2 separate regions of the Mus musculus genome follow, and region 1 is linked to region 2. The links are chromatin contacts, found by POLR2A ChIA-PET in ENCODE. All regions are on one chromosome and are shown on one strand. Each heading gives the region's core, a stretch centred on a gene start or an enhancer-like site at or near the end of the contact. The rest is flanking DNA. Distances are from core to core; before and after follow the strand shown. Region 1 holds the start of Cox14 (cytochrome c oxidase assembly protein 14). Region 2 holds the start of Racgap1 (Rac GTPase-activating protein 1).

Region 1 (3,958 bases), core at 887-3,386, 74 kb after region 2:
TTGCTGTCCTCTGGGAAGTGTAGAACTAAGCCCCAGTGGTGCCTGCTCCAGGGGTGGGGTTGGGGGAAGGGAAGGCGCCAAGTCAAGGGCTGCCGGTTGCTGCCTCACACACACTGGGAACCGGTCCCAAGTCCCATTAAGTGACTGAAGAAGCACTTCAGCCACAGGAAAGATGGGGCAAAGGCTGCCAAGGGAAGGGTCTGGATGCCTGAGCTGACACAGACCCCAGAGACCCTTTGGCCGACCTCTGCCAGGCCCCACACAACATCAACGATCTCACTGTTTGCTAACAAAATACAAAGCTCTCAAACAACCCCACTCTAACTTCTCCTAGCAACACTTGCTTCCTCAGAAGCCTCTACTTCCCCCTCCCCCAGGCTACTCTGGCACAAGAGTTGCTCTCCACAGGCATCTCTGGCCCTGGGGCGCTCCATTCTTCCCAGAGACTTCCTGGTTCCTGGAGCTTTGTCAGGGCCTCCCCACCCTGTGTGACCTTTCCCAGCTTTCCCTTGCCTGCACCCAGCTGCCAGCACCCTCTTTGGGGAGCAGGAATCTAATCTGCTGACAGAGCTACACTCTTTTCACAGCAGGCTCAGATGGCTCAGGCTCCCCTGACCTTCCTATTTGTCCACCTCCCCAGTCAGGAGCTCCGGCCCCGGCCAGCCCCTCCTACTGCTGACCTTTCTTCTCAGGGTCCTCCCCACAAGGCCGCTTCTCTCTGCAGTCACCACCAACTTCACGTCTAACAGAATGTAGGATTTATAGTTTATCGTCCTCAGGGCTGTCAGCCCATATTCTTGACTCTGCCCTTTCCTTTTGCCCAAGTCGTTCTCACCCAGCCTGGAAGGCCACCCGGCATCTGTAGGCTTAGAACTAAGGAGCAGCTCAAAGGTTCAGTAGGTTTCCACAAGGGTTGGTGGGTCCTAGTCCAAGGCCAGCTGTCCTCGGAACAGAACAAGGTCCTCGCGAGATCGGACCCACACACCTCAGGAGCTGGGGAACTCGAGGGAAGGACAATTGAAAACTGCCTGCCCTGGGGTGAGGGAGATCAGAGGGGGATGGGAGACTGCTTTGCACTGGCCCTGTTCCAAAGTTGGGTGGCAGCAAGAGAATGTCACAGATCAGCAGCCTGGAGCGCTAGCTATAAATAGCTGGAGGTTTCTCTCTCCACCAGGGGTCTCCATTTCCTGTGTGGCAGCAACTGGGACACCGTGGCTCTGGCCAGCTTGATATTAAACTAACACATTAAGGTGCCAGGTCCCTCTCTGCTCCTAGCCTTTAAGAATTCCGTCTTAGTGAAGGTCAGAGCTGTCGGGTAAGGGGAAGAGGGGGGGCCCTGTCATCGATCCCGACTGGGCTGGAACCCTCCCACGCATGACTCAATTCAGAGCTGTTCCCCGGGAGACTGGGGCGGGATGCAGACAGATTCCAACACCTTAACCTATGTTTGCTCAGTCAGTCAACTGTGAATCTGAGGTCTTCTGTCAGGCCACTTGTCTACCCAATAAAGTGTGGTTTTTCCAGAAACTGGAAGAGTTGGGGGAGTTTATGTGGCAGTGTGTGGGGTCATGTATCACTGCATGCATGTTTTACTCAATGTAAGACAAGAAGTGGAAAAAATCATCCTTGTTTAATAGCAGCCACACTCGGGCATCAATCGGCATTGGCGTCCACTCTGCTCACAGCCCCCACCTCCACCCCCCCACCCCACCCCCGTCCCCTTTTGTGCTTCGTATCCCCTCTTCCACCCAAGCTGTCAGCCAGTCTTCCCAGCGCTTCTTACAGGGTCTGTCACGTTGCCTGCCTACGAGGAGGTCGCGCACAAGGCAGAAATATTAGCGAGTCACCCTCCCATCCCCCGACTCACCCCCTACACCCATTCTGTGGCCTCACTAGTGCTGGTCCAGCTAAGGTCGGTTCCTCCGGATCACCCTGTAAAGGGCCGCTCCAGGCGGTAGGGGGCGCTAGGCCCATCGCTGGAGAATTCCGAGGATCTACCTAGCTACAGTTTACGTCACTGAACTTAGACTGCGGATTGGCTAATTCTGAGCTAAAATTTTTCCCGTTTTCCAAGGAGCGCTCTTGATGGACCAGAACCACACCCCCCAGAATTCAATGGGCCTTTCCGAGAGGAAGGCTAGACTGAGCGTGCGTAAGAGAGAGGTAGAAGCCGGAAGTTCAAGGCTGGCTCTCGCTTTAGTGGGCGAGTTTTCGCAGGGGGTGTCGGGTCCGGAGCGGGGCTGAGCACCAGTGGCTGAGGAGCTGCGCGTTGGTGACTGCCTCTTCCTGCCCTGCGGCGGCCGCGCGACTCTGCGAGTGGCAGACTGAGCAGGCATCGCTCTGACGCGGCCGAGTTGCAGCCTCCAGGTAGGCCGCGGGCCGGACGGCCAAGCGCACTCGCCCTCCCCCCACGCTCTCCTGCTCGGCGCACCGCGCCCCCTGCTCCCCGTGTCGCCGCTTTTCACGCTGTTCCCCTGCTCCCCGTTCCGAGTCCCTGCTGTCCCCTGTGCCCCGCACCGCGCTCCCCTCCGCTCCCCTGTGTCCCGCACCGCGCGTCCTCGGCCTGTGCCCTTGAGAGCGCGCGGCTCCTAGTCCCTGCGCTGTGCTAGCCCCTGCTGGCTCCCCGGCTGTCATAGTCCGACCGCCTTCCTGGTGTGACTGCGGCCTGGCTGTCCTCCCTTCTGAAACTGCTCGCCTCAACCCCAAAGCTCCTCACGGTCCCTCAAAGCCACTTATTTCTCTGAGGTCCTCACCACCTTCTCTGATCCTACAGAATATGGGGTTCATAGCTTACCTTTCTGGGCTCCGTTAGTCAGAAGTTGTTTTCTGCGGACACCAAGTCTCTCCAAAGAGGGCTAAATGACAGAAGCTGGGGTGGTTTTAGGGCTTTGATCCTTATTTGTTTTGTAAAGGATGCCCATCAGATGAAAACCTTCTGCCAGTCTCAAGAGTTTCTTTTATTTCCAAAGTTAATCCTTGTATCTGGGCTTCTAACTTCAGGGTTTTATTGTTTGTTTTTGAGGTTATCTCGGATTTGCTTCTTTTTGTTTCACACCCCCCCCCCGTTTTTTTGTTTTTTGTTTTTGACAGGGTCTCATGTCCACATCCTGAGTGCTGGGATTTCCAGCATATACCACATGCTCTGTTTAATGCAGTTCTGGGGACTGAACCTCTGGCTTTGTGCCTGCTACACTGAGTTACATCCCACTTTAAATCATACTCAAATCTTCTCTATCAGTGAACAAGGTGAAATTAGCTTTTCACCAGGGCGAAGTGACTCTGGCACTCTACAGGCAGGATCCCCCAGACACACACATCCTCAAGTCTATCTTCAGGTCCTCTCTCGGGAGAATTTCACTACCACAATAAGTAGCCTGATTAAAATATGGTTCTGAGGCTGGAGAGATGGCTCAGCAGTTAAGAGCCTTGCTGTTCTTCCAGAGGACCCAGGTTTGATTCCTAGTATAGTCTGGGTGGGCTGGTCACTTTTTTTTTTTAAAGAGATTTATTTCTGGATTTTATGTATATGAATACACTATAGCTGTCTTCAGACACACCAGAAGAGGGCATTGGATCCCATGACAGATGGTTGTGAGCCACCATGTGGTTGCTGGGAATTGAACTCAAGACCTCTGGAAGAGCAGTCAGTGCTCTTAACCACTGAGCCATCTCTCCAGCCCCGGCTGGTCACTTTTTAAGCACAAATAAGGAGAGCCTGTGTTAGCTCTGATGGCATCGCATCATATACACCTGTTTCCGGCCTTCTGTACCTCGGGTGTAGATGTTTTGAGTCAGAGCTCTGAAACTGCCATGCTTAACTCTTTTTTTTTTTTTTTTTTTTTTTTTTTTAAAGATTTATTTATTTATTATATGTAAGTACACTGTAGCTGTCTTCAGACACTCCAGAAGAGGGCATCAGATCTCATTACGGGTGGTTGTGAGCCACCATGTGGTTGCT
Region 2 (3,803 bases), core at 1,143-3,642:
GGGGGAGAACTGGGTGTGATGGGTAAGTTCAGCACACTGACTGCTTCCTGTGAGGCCCACCCAGAGTCTGTCTCAGCAATCACTTTTCCTAGTGACTGCAACTCAGACAGACAGATCTCACAATGTGAATATATGCTGGGGGAGGGGAAAAGAATGACCTTTAAAGAGCACAACACAGACCTCATTACCCTCAGCCAGCCCTTTGCCCAGCATATTCCATCAGAGCTCCATAGCAGGGCACACACTGTGTTTGATTGTTAGCATCTTGTCTCCACTGAGCAAGCACTGAAGAGTTGGGCTACCACTGATCTAGTCATTCTCTTTGGACTCCGGTTTCCGGTTACTCTCTGCTGCCATCTCTAGCATGGACAGTCCCCCCATCTCATCCAGTCCCCATCCACCCCACCCCTGGGAGTTTACTTCTCAGTGAAGTCTCTTCCAGCCACACTATTTTCCATAACTCCTGGTTGCTTCTGCTCCAGAGCACTTGTCTCCACCTGATATGTTCACTTAGTTTACTGTCTGGAAAGCAAGGACTTTGCAGAGCCACTGGTATCTAGAACAGTGCCCAAGGCTTGGTGCAACAGGTTTTTTATTAATGTAGCATGGTATAAAAACCTTATATGGGGGGAAACCCAGGGGTAAAAGTCAATGTTATAATTCTATAAAGCTATCTCAAAAAACAAAAACCAAACAGAACCAAAAAAGTATAAGGCTAAGATTGGAGGGTCTGTATTTGTGGAGAGTTTGATAGAATGTCTCAGATCTGCAGCCAAATTATCTGAGTGATCTTTAGCTCCACTAACACACCAGACACCTCCTTGTGACTATCAGATGAAATTTTGGCCTGAATTACCTTTCACCCGGAGAATGGCAGCACACACCTTGAATCCCAGTGCTTAGGAGACATAGAGGTAGGCAGATCTCTGTGAGTTCCAGGCCAGCCTGGTCTACAGAGTTCCAGGACATACAGAGCTGTTACACACAGCAAAACCCTGTCTCAGAATAGAAATAAAAACAGAAACAAACACACACCTACCTTTCATCAACCCAAAAGCCAAGTTGACCAGCAGACAGCACTGAAGTCTAACACAGCATAAGAGTCCCTATCTTTACTGCACCCTGGCAGCCTGACATGCAGCCTCATCAGTCCACAGAGGTTTTAAAGGTTAGTAGAAGACAGTCTTACGTGAAATTACATGTACAATTGTGCTGGCCTGTAGCTCAGCTGATACCATGTCTCTCTAGCATGACAAGCCCCTGGTTTCTGTCCTCAACACAGCAAATACTGAGAATGGCAGATCACACATGTAATCTCCAAGTTATCCTGTAATGCCTGTAATCCCAGCACTCCAAGGACAGGAGGCTCAGAAGTCCAAGGTTATCCTTGGCTACAAGAGGCCAGCCTGGGCTACATAAGACACTACCACACATACACGGAGTCCAGTTTATTTAGGAGTGATAGAACTTTAAAAGGTAAACAGTAAATCCAATAACCTTCCGATACACTATTGGGAGTACTGCAGTCAGTCTCTCCCCCTCTTCCTCTCTTTCTTCCTCTCTTTCTGAGGCACAAAAACAAAGCTCTCATTCCAAGGGAAATGAGTGAGCCAAATATAAGTGACCCTGGCTAGTGAACATGAATCCAGAATACCAAAATACTACGTTGTGATATAACCATTCTCACTACGTTTTATAGTTAAGAACAAGTCTTAGCTTTTCTGTTGGTGGAAGCTGTTCATATAAATTAATACACCCCAAAGGGTTTCACATGCAAATCACAGAACAGTAGGTAGGTCAGTGACAGAGGTGGGCAATAAATTATTAAAAGGGGGGGGGGCCTGGAAAAAAAAAATCACCCGAGATAGGCTCCGAATTTGCAACATTCCAACTCTCCACAACTAGGGATGTTCTAATGAGCCTTGTGGGAGACAGCCTAGAAGGTAGAGGCTCTCCACGTCAGGCCGCCGGGTTCCCCAAACACCTGATTTCTCCCTCAAAAGAGACTGTTCCTCGGAAAAGGGTATGAGGGGGCTCTCCCCGCCATTCCCACGCCCGGCACTGGGGCTCGCCAAGACCACCTTGAGGGAACCACACCCGCACCCGGCCGGCCACGCCTCAAAAGGACGCCCCGACTTTGCAAGGAGCGCCACGCCGAGAGCAGCCGGGTCCCGCCGCCCCCTCCCCTCGCCCGCCTCCCCGCCGCCCGCTCGCTCGCTCGCTCGCGACCTCGACCGGCTTACCGAGGCTCCCGGCCCCGCGCACACGCAACCCCGTCCGGCCCGCGGCGCTCACTCTCCGGCCGCCGCGCCCCAGGAGGGCTGCTGTCTACCAGCGACGCGCCTCACTAACGGCAGTGTAAAACCGCGCCGCCAGATCCGGTTCAAAATCACGCACCAGCCAATCACAGAGGAGCTCATAATCACGAAGACGCAAGTGTCAGGGCCAGGGGGCGGGCGCAAAACGGAATGGGCATGCGCATTACATTAGCGAGACGCCCGAAAGGCGGCCATTTTGACTAAGGGCACACACACAATTTTGCGGGAGTAGTGGGTGTTTCGTGGCCCGTGTAGGACTCACATTCCAGGCTCCAGCTTCCTTTCTTGCAATTATCCTAATGACCTGTTGACTAATTGCATATTATTTCTTGCCTCCTGTTTCCCCACGCAGTCAAATAGGACCCTTGGAAACTAATAACTGAATAGTTTTCGGGTCTCACTGTAGAATAGGAAGAATTCCAGAAGGAGACAGAGCAGCAATCATTTTAACCATATTTACTGAGCTATAATTATCCCTCCATTCATTCACGCATTCATTCAGACTTCTATTTGATGCACAGTAAGTATGCCAACTTCATAGCAAGCACTCTGCTAGGAATCAGAAAAAAATACCGATCATGTGGTCTCTGCTTTCCAGTAGCTATGAATGGGGGAAGACAGCTCAAGAAAACAAATAGAAATGCAAAATGAAGTGTTATAATTCCATTTAATAAGTGGCACTTAAAATTTGGCGTCGTATTGGTACAGAGGCTTTGAAACTTTGAAAGATCTGGACCCAACATCAGAAATGCCTTTTACGTACACCAGCAAACTATTCATCTTAATCTATTAGTGTGTTCCCAATGTTTCTGTTCCTTTTTTTGTTATGTCTCTGTGTTGGTGTCCCTTCCTTCCTGAATTTACTAATTACTGGTAGGTGTGGCTACTAGCAACTTGACAAAATACTGGCTAGCTAGAGTTTACTAGAAACAGTGATCCAGGTACACCCCTTTAACCCCAGCACAGCAGAAGCAGATTTCTGTAAGTTCAAGGCCAGCCTGGCCTGCCTCAGAAGTCTAACCACCAAGGGAACTGAGCCCTTCCTCGAACTCTTTACAACCGTGGTATTTTCAAAGGCAGTTCTGGGTGGGTGTGGTGGCACACACCCGAAACCCCAGCACTTAGGGCGTGGAGGCTGAGGGATTAAGACCAGCCTCTGCTACTTAGTTTCACACCAGCCTAAAACAAACAAAAAATCAGATCCAACCATGGCTCTTCCTTGCTGAAAACCATTAACCGTTTCACTTCTCCTCCTTAAAAAAAGATCAGGGTCTTTAACAGGGCTCCCCTAACCTGGGCTTCCGGGCTCTCCAGCTGCCCCTCCTGACTCCCTCCTGTCTACAGGTCCTGAAGTGCACCAAGCTACTCTTAGCATCCAGCGCTTGCAGAACTCTTGCTGTTCCGTCTGCCCCAAACATCCTTCCTGCCCATTCCCCCAACTTCATTTGACTAAGTCCTATCTGTCCTTTGGGCAACTTGAATTAT

What was found. ChIA-PET counts read pairs that join two places held with the same protein, here RNA polymerase II (POLR2A).
Region 1: POLR2A ChIA-PET joins it to region 2 with 29 read pairs in embryonic stem cell. The contact joins the promoter of Cox14 here to the promoter of Racgap1 in region 2. POLR2A ChIA-PET finds 5 or more read pairs at or near these places in 4 of 5 experiments (Patski and embryonic stem cell).

What each region holds. Positions count from the first base shown.
Region 1 is chr15:99,723,482-99,727,439 of GRCm38, forward strand. It overlaps Cox14 (cytochrome c oxidase assembly protein 14), which reads left to right and starts at 2,137. Exons shown (of 2, transcript NM_183256.3): 1 at 2,137-2,367. Gpd1 (glycerol-3-phosphate dehydrogenase 1 (soluble)) reads left to right here. Exons shown (of 8, transcript NM_010271.3): 8 at 1-1,533. It overlaps Gm16537 (predicted gene 16537), which reads right to left and starts at 993. Exons shown (of 3, transcript NR_155353.1): 1 at 836-993.
Region 2 is chr15:99,649,264-99,653,066 of GRCm38, forward strand. It overlaps Racgap1 (Rac GTPase-activating protein 1), which reads right to left and starts at 2,393. Exons shown (of 17, transcript NM_001253808.1): 1 at 2,244-2,393.